Linked DNA regions of Homo sapiens: regions 2 and 3 are each linked to region 1. Evidence: chromatin loops called from intact Hi-C (ENCODE). Cell type or tissue: IMR-90. All regions are shown on one strand.

Region 1 (8,000 bases):
TCAAGGGTCTAAGTTCATCTTTTTGCATGGGATAGCTGATTGTCCCAGAACCATTTGTTAAAAAGCCTCTCTTTTCCCCAGTAAATTATGTTGGCACTTTTGTTGAAAATCAGTTGACCAAGGCTGGGTGCACTGGCTCATGCCTGTAATCTCAGCACTTTGGGAGGCCGAAGTGGAAGGATTGCTTGAAGGCAGGAGTTCGAGACCATCCTGGGCAACATGGTAAAACCCTACCTCTACAAAAAATGTTTTTAAATTTAAAAAGTAGCCGGGCATGGTTGCATGTGCCTACAGTTCTAGTTACTGAGGAGGCTGAGGTGGGAGGATTACTTGAGCCCAGAAGGTCAAGGCTGTAGTGACCTATGATCATACGATTGCACTCATCCTGGGTGGCAGAGTGAGATCCTGTCTCTAAAAAACAAACAAACAAACAAAAAATTGACCAAAATAAAAGAACTTATTTCTAGACTCTCAAGTCTGTTCCATTGATCTATGTGTCTATTTGATGATTTTCTTTGGTATCATTTGTCTCTTTAATCCTTCTGAAATTTATTTTGACTCATAGTAGAAGTTTAGAGCCCAACTAGAGGTTTTTCTCCTCAAAAGAGCTAATGAAGATCCCAGCATCATTTATTAAATAATCGTCCTTTTCTCCATTGATTTGCCCCATTTATCAATGGTTAAAAGACATTTACCAAAACCTCCTCCGTATTATTCTGACTGGTCCCAGTTCTTCCCACCCAGCATTTTAGAAGTCCCCAGTCCTGTGTTGTTTAACCAAATGACAAAAATTGTCCCTGCCTCTAAAGAGCTTACGTGGGCAATTACAGAAGAGGACATTGATATGTTAGGACAATAAACATAGGACAGATATTTGCACTGGACTCGAAGATTAGTGCATTTGTAGAACAGTAACTGACATGAAGGGATTCTCAGGGGAGTTTCATGTTTACTTTGGGTGGGGCTGTGGACACTTAATCTAAAAGTCACCCAGCCTCTGCTCAGATCACTCCCACCTGTTTGTCTGACACCATCTTAATCTGATGGTGGTTGTGGGGTTTTTAAACACTAAATGGCTATGAAATTCTGCAGAAGACTCCACCCACTCCAACAGAGTTTAAAAGTTCAACATTTTTCTCAATAAAGACACCGAAGGCATAGTTGTAAAATTTCCAGAAGACCTAAGTCTGGGACGAGCAGCTTGTATGACAGGTGATCCAATTAAAGTTCAATTGGTCTTGACAGGCTGGAAAAACTGTTGAAACCAGGAAGATGAAATGAAACTCAGAAAAATGTAAACTACTACATTTTCATTTTGTCTCAAAAAAAAAAAAAAAAAGAAGAAGAAGAAGGCAGGTTGAGGGAGACTTACTAAAAAGAATCTGAAATTTTCAGTTGCCTGAAAACCCAGTATGGTTGATTTGACTTGGACCTGTTCTGTCTGCAAGGCACAGTGACATAAATTCGAGTGAAGACACATATAAAAGAGTGAAGAAATCACAGGGAGGGAAGGGAGACTGGAATCAATTTCACTGGCTCCGGAATCAAAGTCAGGCTTCCCCAGTCTGTCACCCAGGCTATACAATGGAACTGCATTGCATGTGGGACTAGATCAAAGGCAACAACAAAAGAAAACATATTACAAATCTTGAGGTCCAAATTTCCCAAGTCATCAGCTACTGGGGTGTGGGTGGCTAAGCCTAGGAATGAACTTACTCTCTTTTTGCATTTCAGCCATACCTATCCTCTTTCTGGAATTTAGAAGGTTGGAGGATAGAAAGAAATGAAAGAATTTTTAGGCTGGGTGCAGTGACTCACATCTGTAATCCTAGCAGTTTGGGAGGCTGAGGTGGGTGGATCCCCTGAGGTCAGGGGTTTGAGACCAGCCTGGCCAACAAGGCGAAAACCCATCTCTACTAAAAATACAAAAATTAGCTGGGCATGGTGGTGCATGCCTGTAATCCCAGCTACTCGGGGGGCTGAGGCAGGAGAATTGCTTGAACTCAGGAGCAGAGGTTGCAGTGAGCCAAAACTGCACTACTGCACTCCAGCCCAGGCGACAGAGTGAGACTGTGTCTCAAAAAAAAAAAAAAAAAAAAAGAATTTTCTTACTCCCTCTTATGCTCTCTTCCCCTCTATAAAAAAATTGAAACAAATAAATCATTGACAATTTATTTAAATCTTGAGTTGCATTTTGCAACTTGTTTATACCTATTATAGAAGTGATTTTATTAAAAATTCAAATTGCATGAAAACTTTATAGATATCTTGTACACTAAAAAATATTTTTATTCTATATACACTGTTTTGTGGCCTTTTGAAATTTAACACATAATATAAAGTTTATCTTTTCATTAGATATTTTTCTACAATAATGTCTTTTGACTGTTTTTAGCAATGAACTATTTTTTAATGTGAATCTGTTTTTTGTTTGTTTTTTGAGATAGAGTCTTGCTTTGATGCGCAGGCTGGAGTGCAGTGGTACCATCTTGGCTCACTGCAACTTCTTCCTCCAGAGCTCAAGTGATCCTCCTGCCATAGCCCCCAGAGTATCTGAGACTACAGGTGTGTGTCACCATGCCCGGCTAATTTTCCTATTTTTTTGTAGAGACGGGGTTTTGCCATGTTGTCCAGGCTGGCCTTGAACTCCTGGGCTCAAGCCATCCACCTGCCTTGGCCTCCCAAAGTGCTGGAATTACAGGCATAAGCCACCACGTCCAGCCTTAATGTGAAAGCTTAATGGTTATTTATTGCTGTGTAACAAACCACCTCAAACTTAGTGGCTTACAAAAATAACAATCTTTTAGTCACTCATGATTCTGTAATTTCTGTAGGCTCAGCAAAGAAAAACCCATCTCTTTTCCACATGATGCTGGCTGCAGTGGCTCCACTGGAGCTGGAAGAACCACTTCCAAGATGGCTCCACTACAAGTAACACAGGGCCCTGGAAGTCATTCATTGGAGGAACTTTGGCTTTTACGCTTTGCGAGATGAGGGTTTTGAGCACAGGAGTGACGTGATACAACTTACCTGTTAAGAAGATTTCCTTGGCTGCTGTGTTGGGAATAAATTGAAAGAGGGATGAGGTGTATGGCACAGGGGGACTGGTTAGGAAGTGACTGCCATAACTCAGGTGAGAGACAAAGGTGGCTTGGACCACTGAGGGAGCAGAGAGATAATCAGATGGGATTGAATTTGGATTAACATGCATCTATGCTGGCTTCTCCTTATTTAATCATATTATTATGAAATATGAGTTAATTTCAGTGTAAGGTTTGAGGTAGTCATTACATAGTGAAATGCTACGCCTATAATCCCAGCACTTTGGGAGGCCAAGGTAGGTGGATCACCTGAGGTTAAGAGTTTGAGACCAGCCTGGCCAACATGATGAAACCCCATCTCTACTAAATATACAAAAATTAGCCGGGCATGGTGGTGCCTGCCTGTAATCCCAGCTACCTGGGAGGCTGAGGCAGGAGAATCCCTTGAACCTGGAAGGCAGAGGTTGCAGTGAGCTGAGATTGCACTACTGCACTCCAGCTTGGGCAACAGAACGAGACTCTGTCTCTCTCTCTCTCTCACACACACACACACATACACACACACACACTCAAAATAGACAAATGCTTCTTGAATGCCTATTCTTTCTCCTGTGCCTGCACAGTGCAGGAAACTCACTGGATACACAAGAAGTGTCTGTAGGTTGACCCCAACAGTTCACTTAACTTAGGTGACATCTGAGCATCTACAAATGAAGACCTTGGTCATGTCCTCTGATAAGGCATGTGTGATACCTGTGAACACTTTGCAATTTAGATTCCTTCACGATAGAGCCAGCTCTTCCCCATCCAAGAGCCTTCTACTCCCAACTAGAGTGTACCATTTCCTAATGATCCTGTTAAGCCGCCACCTTCCTCTCACCAGCTGCCCAGTGAAGGCCCAACAAATGTGGATTGAGCTCAACTGCATCCCACTGGCCTCCACTCTGGCTGGAATGATGTGGAGTGAGATTCTTTAGATCCAATTCCTGGAGGCCTCTGAGTGGTGGCATATCATCCTGGGCTATGTGTGTCTTTTTTCTTTTCTCTTTTTCTCCCTTCTGGGAGACTCCGTGTTCTGCAGCTGTTACATCAGCCAGCTGCCCAGCTGCCAGATGAACAGAAGATTCAAGTTGGTGACTACTCACATCTGTACTTCTCAAAAGCAAACAGAACAGATGCCCTTAGCAGTGGGGCTCCTGGGCTCAGGGCAGGGGAAATGTACCCTGAAGGGGGAAGTTTCCCTTCTAAGAGCTGACGGAGCCACTTAACCACGGCAAGGAACATCGTGAAACAGAACATTAAACTTTGATGAACTGCAAAGCCTCAGAGGTTTAAGCTGCGAGTCAACAAAGATGTTCTAATCTATATAAACACTCTGCATGCAAATTCCGGCACAGCTTTTTGCCTTATTTGGATGGTGTTTTTGATTGCTTCTTTTGGGGGAAGGGGCTCTGAAGGCAAGAAGAGATTCTGCTAGAAGTAGAGTAGAATGGCAGGAACTGGAGGCTGGGAAGGGAAAGGGGGAGGAGAGGATAAGGAGAGGTTGGTGAATGAACGCAAAATTACAGCTAGACAGGAGAAATGAGCTCTAGTATTCTATAGCTCTGTAGGGTAACTATAGTTAGCAGCAATTTGTTGCACATTTTCAAATAGCCAGAAAAGAAGACTTGAATGTTGCCAACACAAAGAAATGACAAATGCTCGAGGGCATGGAAATGCTAATTATCCTGATCTGATCCTCATACGTTGTATGCATAGATTGAAATGTCACTCTGTATCCCATAAATATGTGCAATTATGTGTCAGTTAAAAAAAATAGATGCTGTGGTTTTCTTATTAACTTGGGGGTAGGAAGTGTTCCTGGGCGTTCCGGGCCTGGCTTGGGTCCTGCCCTGGGGCCTGTGCTGCAGCCTGGCCTTCCTGGGTCCTGCACTTAGAGCTTCTTCCCACCCGCAGGAGTGGGGTAGGAAGTATCTGAGTGCTGGGCTCGTCCCTGGCCTGCCGTTACATTCTTTCTCCTGAAGGCTTTTAGCCCAAGGCCTAGTGCTGGGTTAGAGAGGCCAGAGTTGGAGCAGGAACATCCACGCATGAATAACAACTGCAAGAGCAAATTGATTATTTACTGTGGGCTGGACACACCCTCTGAGGACTTATCCTTTCATTTAATTCTCAGCACAGCCCAGAAAGTAGGTAGGATTATTGGCCTTGTCTTATAGACAAAGGGGCTGAGGCCCAAGATAGTAAAGGGAGTTGCCCTGGGTCACACAAATCCAGGATCTACCCCAGACAGTCTTATTCCAGAGTGTGGATTCTTAACCATCTTAACAACCTGCCTGGCTCTCATTCTTGGAGCAGAAAGAGGAGATGAATTGTTCAGAGATGTTAAGGGAAAAGAAAGCAGAGCTTTTCCTTGCTATGTTAGAATTCTCCTCTGCCATTCTCAAATATTGCAAATATTTTATTTATTTATTTATTTATTTATTTATTTATTTGTGGAAGGGTCAGTGTCCCAGATTGGGCTCGGGCATCCACTTCTCCCTGTGGCTCCAATTCTGCCTCCAGGAGCGGTCCTTGGCCCAGACCTAACTAATCAAAACACTAGGGCGGTGCTGGACCCAGACCTAATTAATCAAAACGCTGGTGACCATCCTGGGATGAAGTCAGGCCAATCAGAGGCAATGTGATTTGGGGGGTGGGGGGGTGGGGCGGCTTTGGCTTGAGCTTCCAGGGCAGTAGTCTTGCTCTTTTGTCACTGACTGTGAGCCAGGGAGGAAGGATGTAGCCCCTGCCCATCGGGAGCCATTTTGTCACCACGAATGGAGATCCAGTCTGAGAATAGAATCAACGCAGGGAGGAGAGCCAAGTTGGGGGAGAGTGACACCAGATCCTGACCTCATCCTTTGGGCATCTGAACCAAGCCATGTACTCTTCAGTTATGTGTGCTCATAAAATGTTATTTTTGCTGATGTCAGTTTGGGGCAGGTTTACTGCTGCTTGTAACCAAAAGAATCCTAGTAGAGACATGAAGCCTTCAGTACATTTGTGGTTTGTGCCACAGCCTGGGCTGTCACTGGGCAATTAAGGAGGCCCCTGTGTCCTCTTCCCAGCATGCAGCAGCCTAGGGGATGCCAATCAAGGCTGTGGTAACAGTATTAGCAAATGCTGTGTGACATTTACGTAGTACTGTTCCAAGTGCTTTTATCCATATGAGTTCACTGAAGTCACCACTATCTCTAATTTTTTAAATGGGAACTGGAGGCCCAGAGAGGTTGGAGAACGTATGCAAGATGACACAGCTCCTAAATTTGGGTGTAGTGGGGCTGGGTTCTAAGGCAGCCATCATCAGGGGTATGCTCTCAGCATTCTGTCCCACCCCTCTCATGACCTACAGCCAGAGAACAGAGGCTCCAGGTGGGTCTGTGGGACACAGGAGCATCTTTGTAGAATATAGAGTCTTCTTAAAAATTTCTTTAATTCTTAAAAATTAAGTACAGAAACATGAGTGAAAATTCAACAGCCTCTGATTAAGGAAATTCTTAACCACTGAGCACAGGCAAAGACGCTCATCTCTTTGGCTTTCAGTCTGACTTACTGATCCACCCATGTCACTGAGAGGAACAGAAAACAGAGGCCCCTGTGGCCCCACTCTGTGCAATGCCAGGCTCCATTTGCCTCTGCCTGTCTCTGCCTCATTTCTCCAGGCTCTGCCTTGCCCAGAACCCAGCAGAGGCCCACTGAGTGCTCCTGGGTAAGGCTCACCTGCTGGGAGGCCTCAGCACAGCCCCAGGGGGGACACAGCTTCACTGAGCTGCAGGCTGTGACTGGCTCTCATTCTGTCTGCATCTCCAGCTGGGAGCCCGCATGCCACTGTGGATGCTAAGTGTTGAATTAAAGAAAGGGGAAGCCTTGAGCTTCTACTTTGTTCCTGGCCCCTTCCCTGCCCCAGTACCCAACCCACTGGTCCCTCGCAGAATCCCAGCTTTTTTTTAGTACCCAATAAATAACGAAGGAGCTCAACAATGGGCTGGGCACTACACTAAGCACTTAACATGAACTTATTCTTCAAGAAAACCTTATAAAGGAGGAATTATTACTTCCACTGCCCAGATGAGGAAACTGAGTCTCCAAGAGGTTCTTAGAGGGCAGTGGCTGGAATGTGTTGGAACCAGAGATTGGGTCTGTGGCCGTGTGCCTGTGAGCTTATGCCTTGGGCAGGGCTGTCTCCCTAACTTCTGGCTGCTGTGATGGGCTCCCGCCTCTCGGAACCTCAGGTGCTGGCAGCTGCCTGGGTTGTCCTGAGCTGGCCCAGCCCTTTGGATGTCCGGGATTGTTGGCTGTTACTCCATTGGCCCACCTCCCTCTTTCCTCTTGAGCGCAGAGCAATCTCAGGTGGTCCTAATTATCCCCAGCTTCTTGCCTAGCACTTCATGGAACCCCTAAGCCTTGCTCTTCTCCAGTCCTGCTACCAAGACAAGCTGAAGTCATATACTGTCTCCCAGGTCAGCAAGATTGGCCCTCAGGCCTCATTCCTTCTTGTTCTTTGGGGCAGGATTGGAGCATGAGGAACAGATGGATAAGAGGCTGCTTCTAAGCTGCTCTCTAGTGTCTATGAAGTGGTTCATGTACTCCACATTGGTCACTAACATGGGACGGCCTCTGCCCTCAGCTTTGGGGCTCATTCTAAACATGCTCTCTGGAAAGACTCAGACTCCAGAGCAGCGACATTTCTCTGGCTGTGTTTGGTGGGGATTACCACTCCCAGCCAACTCTTGATTATCTGTGGGAGAAGGGAAAGGATAGACATCCCCAGGTAACCCTGGAACTTAGTTCCGCCAACATCTCTGAGGCTCTTCTGTTGAGCCTCTTTCCAGAGCAGCTACCAAGAAGTTAAACATGTGGGCTTGGTTTTCGCATCCTCTCCTCTTTTCATCCCTGCTCTGCCTTTTTTTTTTTCTCTAG
Region 2 (8,000 bases), 110 kb after region 1:
TGATTTGTTCATTCATTCAGCAAGTCTTTATTGAGCACCTACTATGCACAGACACCAGGGATGAAGTGGTGAACAAGGTAGCTGAAGGCTCAGCTATTGAGAGCAGACCTGGTTGTCTGAGAACATGGGGCAGCCTCATCAAACTTAAAGGACAGTGACTGGGAATGCCAGGAGGACATTCATTTCCTAGAAACAGCATTCCTCATTTCCCGCAGCTCTGCTACTCACATTTGCCCTTCAAGTACGGGAAGCCTTGACCCAGAACTAGAGAATCACCACCCATCACCTCTCACGGGGACCATTCATTGCAATGGCTAATCTCTCTGCCTTCCCCAACCTCTCCCTCCTCTCCAAATCCATACTGCTGCTAAGATTCTACAGGGTTGGCCTGGCTTGGCCGTGAGTCGTGTGCTGGCCATTACCCACACTCCCAGCTACAATGCAGCTACAATGTGCACATGGAAAATTCCTTTCCCAAGGCTGTGCTCAGTGCCAAAGTTTGTGTTCTCAACAGCAATGCTCAATCGCCTCCAGATCCCAGACGATATCACCTCCAGGGGCTATCCTCCAGTATGCCCCTCTTGTAATAACAATGTAAATCTTTGGAAAACAATATAGAAGCATGAAACAGCACACTGCTTATGATTATTTTTAGGTAGTCTCTAAGCTGAAATCTAGGGGCCACTCACCAGAAGACGGTACTCTTTGGCACTCAAATATATAAGAAGGCTTAGAAATAACAGTTTATTCAATCTTACTAGGACAATAAGAAATAGTGCCAAGACAAGAATAAAATGCTGTTCATATAGGTTGTTCATATAGGTTGAAAGACAACGTGGTAGGGGAAGGATATGGATTTTGGTATTCTGTAGACCTGACTTAAGATCTTGATCTTATTGTTTCTTTACTGTGTAAGCTAGAGCCAGTCACAGAAATATGCACCTCAGTTTTCTCACCTGTAAATGAGAATCAGGCCTATTTGTAGGGTTTTCTTCAGGAGTAAAGGAGTTAAGTATAAACTATGTGACACATTGGAGGTGTTAATCAGTGATCATTTTTCTCATTTCTTGTGCACTCTTGCAGAGGTTGTGGTAGTAATGATGTGAGCACATACTTGTGTGTACATATGTATGCATGCACGCATGTGTGTTTGAGTGTGTGGTCCCAGCTCAAACCCATCAGGGATTTATCCATGTATGACTGGATGTGTCTGGTAAAGGGGAGGTGAACATCCAGGAGTGGATTTGCAGGGAGGTATGCTGGTGGAAGGTGGATGTGGGAATGGTTTGGTCAGATGCTACCAGATGGGGGAATGGGGAGTCAGCCTTGTACAGTGCTCCTCGACCTGGTCTCAGAGATAGTGTCTGAGGAGGGGCTGAATGAATTATTTTTATAAAGGACTGTTATAAAGAGAATGGCAGGGTGGAAAAGGCATCTCTCCACTTCTGAGTGGGCTAGTGAGGTTCAGTCTCAAGGAGGATGTGGGAGTGTTCAGTACCACATTGACACATCAGTGTTTTCAGCCTCAGGGTGGCAGAAGACAGCAGCCTGGGCAGAGCAGCATTCTCAGGCTGGGAGACGCCCCTTCTCAATGGCTTTTGGATGTCAACCTCAAAGTTTTTCTTATGCTCATAAGAAATACCCACAGAGATGCACAGAAATTACAGTGGGACTGTGTGGGGAGGAAAGAGTCTTACTTGATAAAGCAGGGGTAATATTTGGGTTATTACTGTGAATGTGCTCCATGGGCTGGTCCTGGGCCTCTCCGCCCCAGATCCATTCCTTGAATTGCTCCTACTGTCTATTACAGGGGGCTACCCTTGCAGGCTGTGTTTCAGAGGCTCCTAGAGTAGTGGGTTCTGGCCAGGTGCAGCCCATAAAAGGCACTGGCAGGAGATGAGGGGTTGGAAGGAAGGAAGAAGCCAGGCTTCTGCTCTTACTCCCTCTCAGTCTTGGGTGGCTTCTCCCTCAGTGGCTCTGTCTTCTCCATGGCTCCAGCTCCCATCAGACAGGTCCATTATGACTGTAGTTTGTACCATGTCACCCTGGTCTCTGGACTCTATTAGTTGGTGTCTTCTCTTTGCCTCTCCAATCTCAGAGAAGTAGTGACCTCCTGCCATTGCTCATCCCTGGGCTGTTGCACTGTTCCCTTTGGTCCTCTGCCCTTCCATCACCAGCATAAACCATTGCTTCTGTTGTAAAACCTGGAAATGGTGTCTGCTTTTCCATTTAGACTCTATGGCCATACTACCATCTTTCCTATAGTCTGGGGAGGCCTGAGGAGTCTCAGGTCATATCTATTTGGATATAAATGTAAATGTGGAAGAAGAGGACACTTATAAATTTTATGAGATGCTAAAAATGATTCTCACTAGAGTTATTCAAGTCTTACTAATCCCAGTGTCTCCCTACCCCAGCATCCCCAGGACAGAGCTGGCTTGTTCCAAAACTCAACAAGATGATTCTCTGGTCTTTTTTCCTCAACTTTAGCTCATAACTCTGATTCACATGGTTTGCATCCCACTGAGCTTAGGGTGTCCAAGTCCATTTAAGATGTACTTCCCTTGTGGGTTGGCAGTTACAGTGATGGCTTCCAATGGAGCCAGGGCTTCCTCCTGTATCCATACTCTTGTCCAGTCCCCACCCACATTGACTTGGAGCTTGTACGACTTGCTTTTGCTAATAGGACAGTAAATATCCCATGTGCTGTGCATCAGGGGAATGGGACAAAGTGTGGCCTTTACCTGAGGGTGCAGGACAAGAGACAAGACTTGAAAAACCATTGTGAGGTCAGCCTTTTCCTCTCTCTTGCTGCTTTTAGAACCCAGACACCATGTGAAGAAGCCAAGGCTGGTCTCTGGAGACACATGGCCCAGCTAACAGCCAGCATCTGTTGCTAGAGAAGTAAGGCTAACTTAGACTATCCAACCCCATTTTGAGCTGTCAAATGACTGCAGCCAGAAGAATGACCCCCAGGTGAGATGAGCAGAAGAACCACCTAACTGAGCCCAAACCCAATCCCTGACCCACAGAACCCTGAGCAAATAAAATGGTTGTTTTCAGCCACATAGTTTCGAGGCAGTTTGTTATGCTGCAAAGGCTAACTCACAGAATTCTCTTTCTACTTTCTGTACTTTTCTACCAACTACCAGTACTTTCCTCCTCCTAACCAACCCTTCTAAAAAACAGTACCCTCTGCCCCTCCCCTCTCATAGGCACCTCAACTGACCTTTCACCAAAGAAAAACTCACCCTCCACTCAGAGCAAGCGTTCCATCAGCAAAGACCCAATGACTGTCCCTGTACTGCTTCCTCTCAAGAGTTAAGCCTTGACTTCACTGCATGTAAAATTTCCTTTAAAAAAAATTCTTTTTGAAAAAAATGTGGTTTTGCTTCCAAACGATGTTCCAAAGCTCTCTGGCTCACCAAGGAGTAATCCCTCAGTTGGAAAGCATAGCAATGCTGCTATTTTAGAATGGCACCAGGCCTCTGGCTTCTTGATTCAGCCAGGGCCGCTGATGCTTCTTCAGGGAAAACTAAAACAACTGCTTAAGATATAGGGACTTATCCCTAAGGGATATTTCAGAAAAGAGAGGCCTTCTGCCTTATTTCCATTCTTCCCCTTTCTACCCAACCCTGTGCTCCCCAGACAAAGATGGGTCTTCTTCCTCCTGAGCAACTGAACTTCTAACCTGCTTAAGTGGAGGCCCATCTGTCATCCCTGACCCTGTGGCCTCCCCCACACTCGTCCTAATTGTTCTCTGATGAAGGCTGAGCGTAAGCCTATGTAACACTGCAAAAATGCACGGCTGGCTGACCAAACATTAGCAAGAGAGACAGCTATGAAAAAACAATATGCCTGTTTGCTCAACCTCCCTTTCTGCCGGCAGACTAATTCTGGAAATTTTCCCACTCTCTGAGGGAAGAGGTGCTTGCTAATCCAGCCAAGTGTCAAAATGGATGGTGTTTGAACAGCTTCCTTTGGCTAGAGTTGTTTTTCAGATGGTCCCTTGGTAGAAACTCTTGTGGGTTCTGTGCAGAAGACTTCTCCCCTGGACCCAGTAAAGGGGGCAGTTAGGGGAGGGGTCACTTCTTATGGTAATAATTGCCTTATATCAGGCACTGCTCTTCCCCAAGAGATTAGCTGGGGCACAGGTCAGTCTTGATACACAGAGGGTGAGGAGGCTGCTTCGGGCACTGGAGGCGACTCATCTGCAACGAGGAAAGGAACTGAGGTTTGAGAATGGAATCAACAGATTCAGAGGCCAAGCCACAGGACTGATGTCAGCTGTGACCACCTCTCTGGAAATGCATTCAGGATCCAAGATTCCTAGGCCTCACCAAGGTGGGTCAAAGAAGACTCACGATGACAGGAATAGACCTGGCATGGTTTGCGTCTCCCCGTCCACCTACAAGTTCCAGGAGTATTCCCTCCTGGTCTCCCTTCTCCAGGGAAACCTTCCCTGTCACCTTCCCAGTGAGATCAGTCCCTATAATCTGTTTATCCATTTAGTCTCTCCCTCCTTTGGGCCCCACTGTATCAGGAACATTCTCCCATCTAGTACTTCTGCATGTTATGACACTTACTTGTGATATAGGTTTATCTCCTTCTGAGGAACTCTGGCCTGCTACAGAGAGGGGACACGTCTTATTTACTCAATATCCTCTGATAACCAACGCGATGTGTGTACTTAGCAGGACTGAGTAAATGCTTACTGAGTGGGTGAACAATCCTATTTTCCATTTAACTCAGAGCAGGTAAGAGTGTGCAAGGTCACCTAGCAGGTGGGTGCCTGAGCCTGGATTTAGACTCAAGTTTGTCCGAATCTAAAGCTTGTGTCAATTCCACTACTCCACCTTTCCTCTCCAGTTAGTTAGCCCTGCCTCCCTACACACACACACACATGCACGCACAGACCACAGAAGAGAGTGGATGAAATTATATAGAGTGTCAGAAAAAGAGATGACCTAAGACATTATGGAAACCAACTCATTTATTTAACGAAGGAGGAAACTGAGGCCAAAGAAATTCAATAATTTGTGTAAAGTGCTGTGCTCTGGGCTTTGGGCCTACTTAAAAGCTGGATCTAGGTTTATTCCTGTTGATAACCATATTCGATTTAATTATTATTTTTTTTTTTAGGTGGAGTCTCACTCTGTAGCCTAGGCTGGAGGGCAGTGGTGCCATCTCGGCTCACTGCAACCTCCACCTCCCAGGCTCAAGCGATTCTCTTGCCTCAGCCTCCTGATTAGCTGGGATTACAGGCGCCTGCCACCATGCTCGGCTAATTTTTTGTGTTTTTTTTTAGTAGAGACAGGGTTTCACCACGTTAACCAGGCTGGTCTTGAACTCCTGACCTCAGGTGATCCGCCCACCTCGGCCTCTCAAAGTGCTAGGATTACAGGCCTGAGCCACCATGTCCAGCGTCATATTTGATTTAATTTAATCCACAACCGTACAGAAGATATGTAGCTGAGTGAGTGATCCCAGCCTAGCTGGGAAATAAATACACACATATCTAAATACAAGGCAGGATGTGAGAGATTCAGAGTGGTGCAGGCGTTAGAGGAGGGAGAAGTCTCATCTGACTTAGTAAACTTGAGAAAGATTTCTCATAGGAAGTGATACTGAGATGAGCCTTGAAAAAGGACTGGAAGATAGAAAATTCAGGTGGGGACACGGCGCAGCAATGGCATGGCAGTGTGAAAGCATGGGCTGTGCATCCGAAGAATCAGACAAAGCGTGGTCCTTACCTGAAGGTGCAGGACTGGAGACGATACTGTATGTAGGGTGGACTGAGGTGTGCTGGGGAGTGATGAGAGTAGAGATAGATAGCTGGAGCTTTAACAGAACAATAAGAGAAAGAAGAAAAGCTAAGTGATTTGGACCTGATGAGAACAGAGTTCTTCAGACTGCAAGACAGGGGAAGGGGGATCCCATTTCAAGGCAGTAACATGCTTTCTCTTCCGGTTCCCACTCTCCCTGTTCTCCCTAGATATCTGGCTGCAGGGGGAGGAGGCGTGATGAGATGGGGAGAGGGGAAAATTGTGGGCAGATTCAACTCGGTTACAGGAGGAATCCCAAGAGACACCCAGGCAATGCTGAGCTTTGGTCATTCAAAATAAGGTTATGCAGAAAGTTCCTGCCTGAGAGGCCAGACCATTATTCTGAGACGGGATTTTTCAAATTCTTCTTCCTCTTCCCTTGGTATTTCAAGGTGAATCCTAAAGCGCTGAGCTAGGGATTTCCAAAATACACAGCTGGATACCAAAGCCAGTCACTAAGGGTTCAGGGGAGTCTGGAAGGAGGAAATGTGGAGAGAAAGAAGTCAAGGGAAAGCCCACCGTGCTTTTTCTGTACCTGGGAATCTTTTAAAAAGAGAAGGACGTGGACTGGCTGAGAATAGCCAAGACATCAACAGAGTTGATGGAAGACCTGGCTTTCCCATCTCTGGGCCCGCAGAGGGACAGCGTTAGAGATGTCACCCTTCAGGACTCCGAGAGGAAGCCACTTCACAAGCTGCCCCCTAAGAACCCAGGCTGCAGCCCCGGAAAGGAGCTGCGTTATGGTCAGCCTGGGGGCTTCCCAGAGCTCCCTTCAGTCCCACGGGGCACAGATGCTGAGTCGGGAACCAGTGGACCCACCAGTGAGCTTGCTGTTATGAGACAAGGTGACCGCCCGGTCACGCCCAAGGGCTGGACCTCCCCAGGAACAGACTGGAGAGCCATTGGGGGATACGGGGAGAGCTCTGGGGCTGCAGCCCACTCGGGGCACTGCCTGGGCTGGAAGAATGGGCCACACATTCAGTACTGGAGGCCAGGAGGTCCAGCACGACACAGGCCACAAAAGGACGTCTCCCCAAAGACCAGCAGGCAGCAGCTGGCACACAGCCAGGGACCTTCATGGGACCAAGGAACCCACTGCTCTGCTGCCACGGCGGGGAAAGCCCCCTCGCTCCCCATATCCCTGCCTCCGCAGTGAGAGACAGAGCAAGCAGCAGCTCTCAGAGACACTGAGCGCTTTTCCTAAAGACCCAGCACTTTCTGCAGGGTTTAAAATATCAGCTCAAAGTTTAACTGGATTGGACATCTCATTTATCCTCCCATCCCACTAACTAGTGGGTGAGGCTCAGAAGAGAAAGACCAGATTAGTTCTAAGCAATATAGTGATCCTCCGTTTTCCCTTCGCATCCGATGTGCTGTAGGAGATATATTTGTACAGCCTGGTGACTATCAGTCCTTGGGACAGCAGGGCCAGCCTGGGGAGGGCCCCTGCGGCGGTGGCAGGGTGGGCTCTGCTGCTCTGCCTCCCTGGCAGGGCTCACTGCGGCAGAGTAGGGAGGCCTTGTGGCGAAGGTCCTGAGCAAGACGTGGGGTCTCCGTTCCACCAGGGGTGGGTGGGGGCCGGCCGGGATGGAGGAGAGATTCAGGAGTAGAGTGGGAGGCTGTCCCAAGCGCCTTAGGCCTCTAGGGAGCAGCGGCCTGCCAGGATGGTCTGGAAGGCACGTTCACCCAGGCCCGGAGGCCGGGTTCCCCTGGCCTGGCGGAGGTCCCCTGGGACGCCCCTTCCAGGGGAAGCTGCGATTCCTGTCTCCGCAGCCCTGAGCCTGAGAGCGGAGCGGAGCGGGCCGGCTTTGCGAATGGCGCTGCTGCCCCCTCCTGGGTGGCGCCCGGCAGGTGCTGCGTGCCTGGAGCGGCCTTGCCTGTAACCCTCAGGGTGAATCCCCCGAGGTCGGACTCCGCCGCCCCGACGCTGCCCCTCCTCTGCATCCGCACGTAAAATCACCCAGGCCCATCCCCTCTCTATATAAAATCACCCAGGACCATCCCTTCTCTATATAAAATCACCCAGGCCCATCCTCTCTCTATGTAAAATCACCAGGCCCGTCCCCTCACTATATAAAATCACCAGGCCCGTCCCCTCTCTATGTAAAATCACCCAGGCCCGTCCCCTCTCTATATAAAATCACCCAGGCCCGTCCCCTCTCTATATAAAATCAC
Region 3 (8,000 bases), 53 kb after region 1:
ACCGTCTATGACTAAGTAAAATTTCCTGGCTAGACATCTCTTTAACCCCCTGTAAATTGGCTTCTTTTTTTCACCACTTTGATAAAGCTGCTTTGGCAAAGGTCATCGACGGTTTTAATTACCAGAGATGATGGCAGATTTCCATACCTTTCCTTTTTTTTTTTCTAGAACTCTCTGCTGCATGTGCTACTGTTGGTCTTTCCTCCACCTTGCAGAGGTCCTCCCTGGCTACCTATGAGGTTGCTTCTTGCTCTCTTCCTATTTCCTTGAACATTTCTTCTCTGTCTCCTTTTGCAGTCACCTCCTAACCACCTAAAATTCTTGTTCACCCCAGACTTGTTCTTGTTTTATTATTTTACTGCTTTCTTGGAGATATTTCAGTCAACCTCAATGTTTTAATCTTCATCTGTTTTGGTTATATGTTGCTACAACAGACCACCTGAAATTTAGTGGTTTCAAACAGTAACAAATTAGTATCTTCACAATCTTTTGGGTTACCTGGGTGAATATTCTTTGTGCAGTATTGGCTAAGGTGCTAACAGGGTTGATTGCTCAAAAATAGCCTCACTCATATAGCTGAAAATTGGTGCTGGCCACTTTACTGAGACAACTGAGGACCTTACTATTCTTTTTCTTTTTTCTTTGTTTTTTGACAGGGTCTCACTTTGTCACCTAGGCTGGAGTGCAGTGGTGTGATCTTGGCTCGCTGCAGCCTCGACCTCTCTGCTCAAGCAATCCTCCCACCTCAGCCTCCTAAGTAGCTGGTGAGACTACAGGTACACGCCACCATGCCTGGCTAATTTTTGTATTTTTTGTAGAGACAGTTTTCCTCATGTTGCCTAGGTTGGTCTTAAACTCCTGGGCTGAAGTTATCTGCCCACCCCAGCCTTCCAAAGTGCTGGGGATTATAGGTATAAGCCACCACAGGCAGCCATTATTCTTCTATATACTACTCTCCTCATGGCTGCTTGAGATTCCTTACAGATGAGGGCTGTGTTCCAAAAGGAAGGAGTCTGTGGAAGCTGCTGGTTCTCATAAGACAGATTTTAAAGTTCCATCTGACACTTCTGCGCTATTGTATTGGTCAACACAAATCACAAGGCCAGCCCAGTGGAAATAATCTACATTTATTGATAGGGAGTGGTATTTGTATGCAAGGAGGGAAGCAATTGATAGTGGACATATTTGGAGATTATCTACTATGTACTCTCATGTGCAAAATTCACTCCTCCCTCAAATTCTCATTCCATATGGAATCAGCTCCAAAAAAAAAAAAAAAGGAATCAGCTCAAAGTTTAGGACAACATCAGTTCAAACAGGCATTAGTGAGGATGAGGCATCCCTGGTCTACTCCTTGAATATAGCTTTTCAGCTGTGGTTTCTTGGATGTGAAGATCCATGAAACAAAAAAATCAGATGAGGCTGGGCGCGGTGGCTCACGTCTGTAATCCCAGCACTTTGGGAAGCCAAGGCAGGCAGATCACTTGAGGTCAGGAGTTTGAAACCAGCCTGACCAACAAAACCCAAAACCCCATCTCTGCTAAAAAGACAAAAAAAAAATTAGCTGGGTGTGATGGCACATGCCTGTAATCCCAGCTACTTGGGAGGCTGAGGCACAAGAATTACTTGAACCCCAGGAGGCAGAGGTTACAGTAAGCCAAGATCACACCACTGCACTCCAGCCTGGGTGAAAGAATGAGACTCTCACAAAAAAAAAAAAAAAAAAAAGTCCCAGTGATCTCAGAAGCTAACATAAAATTGTGGAAAAAAGAGAATAAAGCAACAATGTTTCTGCTCAAAAAAAGATGAAAACAGGAGACACATGGCCCTACTGTTCTTAGCAATTTTGAAACTCAATTAGGCACATATGGCCATTTTCTCTGATTCCAGGGGTAGAGAACATTCCCTAATTAAGAGTTCATTTCTGAACGGTATGGAGATTCCTTAAAGAACTAAAAGTAGAACTACCATTCCATCCAGCAATCCCACTACTGGGTATCTACCCAAAGGAAAAGAAGTCATTATTTGAAAAATACACAGGAAAATGCATGTTTATAGCAGTATAATTCACAATTGCAAAAATACTGAACCAATCTAAATGCCCATCAGCCAACAAGTGGATAAAGAAAATGTGGTATATATACCATGGAACACTACTCAGCCATAAAAAGAGATGAAATAATGGATTTTGCAGCAACTTGGATGGAGCTGGAGGCCATTGTTCTAAGTGAAGTAACTCAGGAATGGAAAACCAAATTCTCACTTACAAGTGGGAGCTAAGTTGTGAGGACGCAAAGGCATAAGAATGATATAAAGAACTTTGGGGACTCCGGGTGAAGGGTGGGAGCGGGGTGAGGGACAAATGACTATGTATTAGGTACAGTGTAAACTGCTTGGATGAAGGGCACACCAAAATCTCAGAATCACCATTAAAAAACTTATCCATGTAACCAAAAGCCATTTGCACCCAAAAACTATTGAGATAAACATTTTTAAAAATTTAAGCAGTAAGTATAATAATAATTTGAAAAGATCTGGAAGTCTTTGATCCACGCGGAATAGCGTATAAACTCTTTTTTTCAGAAAGCTGTTTGTCAGCAAACATCGTTATGTCCCCTTCCAATGTTATCAAGAACCTAAAACATGTAAGATGCACATAGTTTCAAATAAAATCAATAAACAATGAAAAGAAAGCGTTTGTTTCTGCTCCTTGTGAGTGATTTTCCATGGCTGTTAGCTCTTCCCTCTGGAATCTTGACTTCTCCTTCTAAATTGCCCTTCCTCTCCTATAAGAAATGCCCTGTGTTTGTAGCCTGCTTCTTTCATTAGGAAGTCTAGGGTCCTGGGACCTCTTTTTATTTTCCACTATCTTTCCCTTTGAGTTAAAGCGATATAATTCCTTTAAAAAATGTTGTGGGCTTCCTGTGTATCAAATTATAATCCATACCTAAGACAAAAGAATATCTGTAAGTCTCTTTGAGACAGAACCCTCAAGTCAGTGTGTGGTGAGGCAAAACATTTATAATTCTCAGAAGTGCTACTGTCTGATTAGGAGGGTCTAGAAAATCCCTTTAGCTATTTGTCTAATTGGGAGGTCCATGAGGCATCACTTTAAATCTTGCTGATATTTCAACAAAGGTTCTCACAACCATAGCCCTGATCTGTTCTTTACCTGGAAGCTATGTTTTCTTGGATTTGATTTTTGTCCTTTGGTCATTTCTTACTTTGGGAATCATTTGTTTTCCAGATAATCTGTGAATATAAAATTGTTTAAAAAGATTCCCATCAAGCAAGCCTTGCCTTGGAAATATTGCCTCTAAATTCTGCTTGAAAACCAATCAGTTCTTTCTTAAGCTCATCTCACTCCTCCCTACTTAAAAAAAAAGCTGCCATTCTGCTTGGAAATCTTCTTAGCCAGATACACACATTTATAGGTGTTCTTTCTATCTTTCCTGTCACTGTGGGCAACATTTCACCAATTATTCTGCCAATCCATAACCATGTCCCTGTTAAATTAAATTTGGCCTTAAGCGTCCTCCACACTTTGAATCCTATTGCAACCTAACTTAAGAGTATATTCTTGTAACAAATAGCTGAGTCTCAGCCAACCACGGCAGCCAAGCTTTCGTTAATTGCAGGCTGCCAGCTCCCTGTAACGTCCTTGAGAAAAGAAATCACATCCTAAGAGAAGCTATGTTATAGTGATATAAAGCCCATAATCTGGAGGCGTAGTGTCTGCATTGACATCTCATCTCTACTGTTTACTATCTGGATAATTCCAGGAAGGCTACATAGCCATTTGGTGCCTTGTTTCTGCATCCATAACATAGGCATAATACTAACAGGTAAGTACCTTACAGGTGTGTTATGAAGATTAAATGAGTTAATACATCTATTTTAAATAAGCAGTATCTGGTACCTGGAAGGAGGATAGGAAACACAAGTTATTCTTATTAACGATGATGATTTATTCAGTACCTAGTGCTTAATAAATACAGATGCTCCTGATACTAATAGGTAAGTACCTTAAAGGTGTGTTATGAAGATTAAATGAGTTAATATATATATTTTAAATGAACAGTGTCTGGTATCTAGAAGGAGGATAGGAAATGAGCTATTCTTAATGTTAACGATGATTTTATATTCAGCACCTAATGCTTGATAAATACAGATGCTCCTCAACTTACTATGGGGTTTCTTCCTGATAAACCCATCATAAACTGAAAATATCATACACTAAAAATGCATTTAATCCACCTAACCTACTGAAGCTCATAGCTTAGCCTAGCCTGCCTTAAACATGCTCAGAACACTTACAATGGCCTATAGTTGGTCAAGCTCATCTAACACAAAGCCTATTTTATCATAAAGTGTGGGAAAGCTTGGCGATTTATTGAACAGTGTACTGAAAGTGAAAAACAATATTGTATAAGTACTCCCAAGTATAGTTTCTACTGATTATGTATCATTTTGGCACCACCAAAATTAAAATATCAGAAGTGAACCATTGTGAGCCTGGGACTATCTATGGTTGTTGGCTTGAATTCCTTCTTTTTTCTTTTTAACTCTAAAGTGCAACCTTCCATTTTTTCACCAAGTCCCACAATTTTCTGTTTAAGTCACAGATTGTCTTGAACATTTGAATGGTGGGATTTCCACCCCCCACACCTGCTCCACCCACCCCCATTCCCTCTGACCTGGGGACAGCTGAAGAAGTAGATGACATCCAAAGATACACTTCTATTTGCCATCTCTGCACTGGGGAATGTCTCCTTGGCTGACTCAAAGGTTCTTCCCCAGCACCAGCCAAATGGAGATATAATATCAGTCAGTTGCTACTACTTCCTCATCTGCCCACATCCTGAGCAAAACAGGGGAATTCTTCACATACCCAGAGGAGTCCCTAAGGTAAATAGTCAAATTTCAATGCCTAATTGCCAACTATGATTCAAAGATAATGTAGCAATGAAAAAGCATGTGAGTCCCTTGCCATAAAAACAGCTCTTCAGAGGAAGGGAGTGTCCCCTAAGAGCCACAACTAGCCAAGAACCAGAAATAGCGAGTTTGTTTCTTAGCTATGTCTCTAGTTTCCTGTATAAAAATAAAATGAAGTGAATCATGTTTGCTCCCTAATCCCCACCAGCCTGGCTGCGCCAGGTGTCGGGACGTTTTCCTACAGCCCTATTCTGAGAACCTCTTCCTAAGATCTCCTGTGAGAGCCCAAAAGGAGAAGACTGGCTCCTAGAGCTCCTCATGGGAGCGCAGCATCTGAAAGGATGCCATCAGTCTAAATGGCCTGCTCCTTTTTCTTGGTACTTTAGAAAATATGTCTCTTTATACAATGCCAACAAAATGATTTGGTTATTTAAAAAATACAATATAATAAGATTAAAACACTTCCCTACAATGATAACCTATATCAAAACAAAAGCAAACACAAGAAGTAATACGCCTTCTCTTCATCACATAGAATCACAGGGTTTCATACAGATTCAGCCAGGAACAGCCTGAGATTACTTTAATGCAGTGCTTCTCAGTGAGGGTATTATAATAAGTTGAGGCTTTCTGGCTCCTTCTCAGGACCAGTAATGCTCGGCTCCCCTGCCTTCCTATCCCCAGGTATTGCAACAGTCAGATAGACTTCCACAAATTTCCAAACACCATCCCACATCCCCTGTCTCTGGGCACAGTACCACAATCCTTGCTCGCACTTGCCCCATTTGAATATCCTGCACTGAGAAAAGTTAAGCAAGGCCAGGCGCGGTGGCTCATGCCTGTAATCCCAGCACTTTGTGAGGCCGAGGCGGGCAGATCATTTGAGGCCAAGAGTTCGAGACCAGCCTGGCCAACATGGCAAAAACCCCATCTCTACTAAAAATACAGAAAAATTAGCTGGGTGTGGTGGTGCATGCCTGTAATCCCAGCTACTCAGGAGGCTGAGGCATGAGAATCATTTGAGCCTGGGAGGCAGAGGTTGCAGTGAGCTGAGATCACACCACTGTACTCCAGGATGTACTCCATCCTCGATGACAGAGTGAGACTGTCAACATTTTGTTCTCCATTTTCCAATGAGGAAACTGAGGCCAGAGTAATTAAGCAGTTTTGTCAAAGCTCACATCATCAAGTAATTGAACTGCAATTTCAAAGTCATTCTTATCTCAGTATGTTGTGCTGCCTCTTATAACCCCAGATGGTGCCAGGACAAGCACAGATGTGGGTTTTAATTTAAAACATTTATCGAGAGACTTCATGAAGTCTTAGGAATCACTTAGGAATGCCGTCGTGGTCAAGTGACCAGTTAATGAAGGGGCTCCCCACACTGACGAGGAAACCACCAATGGGTTGAGATAGTCCCAAGTGAAACTGTCCTGCACCGATTATTTCCCTAGCAGCATCCATGGCTAGCAGCATTCCCTAGCAGCATTCCCACGAGGGATCTTAGTGGCCAAGCAATAGTGTTTCTGCATCTCTGGAAAAGTCCACTCTGACTTTCAGCCAGAAAATAATTGTCTATGTTCATAAATTGGCAAAATACATTTCTTGCTACAATAAACAGGACTGCATCTCAGCAGGGGGTGGGGGAGCCTTTGGATAACTCTCCCTAAAGCTCCCTGCATCTTTTTGTATTTTCTGTCATCCCTGCAACTCACATAAACATTGTCCAGACCTCAGAGATATGACATTAGCTGGTTCTTTTTTAGTTGATTAGCTCTTCTGATATATTAGTAGATTATCAAAAGCAGTTTCAGTATGTCATAAAATCTGTTTGGTATTAAGTTGTACATGATGTGTTTTTCTCCATCTAGCTAAATAGTTTCCTTCAAATCTGGACCAGATGAGCACCCTGGGACTTGCATGAGCTCATGTGTGTATCTGCGTGGAATGCAGTACGTTGGGTCCCATTGGATGTGTGAGCATGTGTTTGGCCCCAGTGGAAATATCCTTAGGCACCGATGCCTCAGTTAGGGAAAAGATAAAGGCACAAGCTCAGATAACACATCTGCAAAATGTTAACGTCCTGGTGGTGCTCTCTATTCGAGCCACTTTTCCGGTTCTGTTTGATGGCTAGTTTAGGCAAATTGTGACGAGCATGAAATTGCCTTGATTCAGCAGCCCCTTGGGACGGGCATCTCATCCCTGCTCCCGCTCACTGTGCCTCTTGCTGCCGCAGGCTCACTGAGGCTCCATAGCTGGCTCCTGCTCATTCATTCAACAGGTCTCTTTTGAGCACCTATGATGTGCTAGGCACAGTGGAAAGAGGAGACTAAGAGCAGCCCTTGTTTCTGAGATATGGAGGAGGGTATAGAAATGTGAACCGACAATTGTGTTACAGCAGGATAAATATATCTACTGGAGCAGAAGAAGGGTCCAGACTAGTCCTGGGGAGAAGTGTGGCTCAAGAAAGCCTTCCTGGAAGGTCTACCCAGGAGCAGAGAGTTGAAGAAAACCCAAGAATGAGAGCTGGCGCTGGCCAGCTGTAAATAAGAGAGAGGTACCCCTTCTGGCCAGGAGCAGTCTCCTGCAGGCCATGCAGGTTGGCAGGCCCAGTGTGAGCTGTATTTAGTCTCTCCTCGTCCTCTCAAGTAGTGCCCTTGAGAAGTCAGCAACCTGCACAACCTTCCATGGGATCCTGGGATTATCCATGCCTTTTAGTTTCCTAGGGCTGCTTAACAAATTATCACCTACTGGGTGGCTTAAAACAACAAAACTTTATTCTCTCATAGTTCTGGAGGCCAGAAGTCCAAAATTAAGGTGTTGGCAAGTCCATGCTCCCTCTGCGGGCTCTAGGAGAGAATCCTTCCTTGCCTCTTCCGGCTTCCAGTGATTCCTCTGGGCAATTCTTGGTTTCAGGTTGCACTGCATTGCTCCAATCTCTGCCTCTGTCTTCACAGGACTGTCTGCTCTGTGTCAAATCTCCCTCTGCCTTTCTCTTATAAAGACACATGTCATGGGATTGGGGGCCCACTCAGGTAATCCAGGACGATCTCATCTTGGGATCT

What was found. A loop is a pair of places that touch in the nucleus more often than their neighbours do. Peaks named below come from ENCODE experiments on the same cell type or tissue, not always from the same donor. Only the 100,000 strongest peaks of a DNase experiment are listed, where the experiment ranks them.
Region 2: it touches region 1 in a loop (3-fold over the local background); 2 of 110 quality-filtered maps call a loop at or near these places.
Region 3: it touches region 1 in a loop (2.9-fold over the local background); 8 of 110 quality-filtered maps call a loop at or near these places.

The regions. Positions count from the first base shown.
Region 1 is chr4:26,138,368-26,146,367 of GRCh38, reverse strand. It overlaps a transcript of RBPJ not described here. Among named protein-coding and RNA genes, the nearest start is that of LINC02357, 72 kb to the right of the region's middle. RefSeq lists an enhancer at 6,284-7,053. In IMR-90, no CTCF peak of the experiment used is centred here; a DNase peak (open chromatin) is centred at 4,227; H3K27ac peaks cover 3,175 bases.
Region 2 is chr4:26,028,575-26,036,574 of GRCh38, reverse strand. No RefSeq gene overlaps it. Among named protein-coding and RNA genes, the nearest start is that of LINC02357, 38 kb to the left of the region's middle. RefSeq lists enhancers at 6,027-6,609, 6,610-7,191. In IMR-90, a CTCF peak has its summit at 7,652 (motif pointing left); DNase peaks (open chromatin) are centred at 3,824 and 4,244; H3K27ac peaks cover 1,469 bases.
Region 3 is chr4:26,085,642-26,093,641 of GRCh38, reverse strand. All of the region lies in intron 2 of LINC02357 (long intergenic non-protein coding RNA 2357), which reads right to left. Among named protein-coding and RNA genes, the nearest start is that of LINC02357, 19 kb to the right of the region's middle. RefSeq lists an enhancer at 4,843-4,952. In IMR-90, no CTCF peak of the experiment used is centred here; a DNase peak (open chromatin) is centred at 4,951; H3K27ac peaks cover 1,785 bases.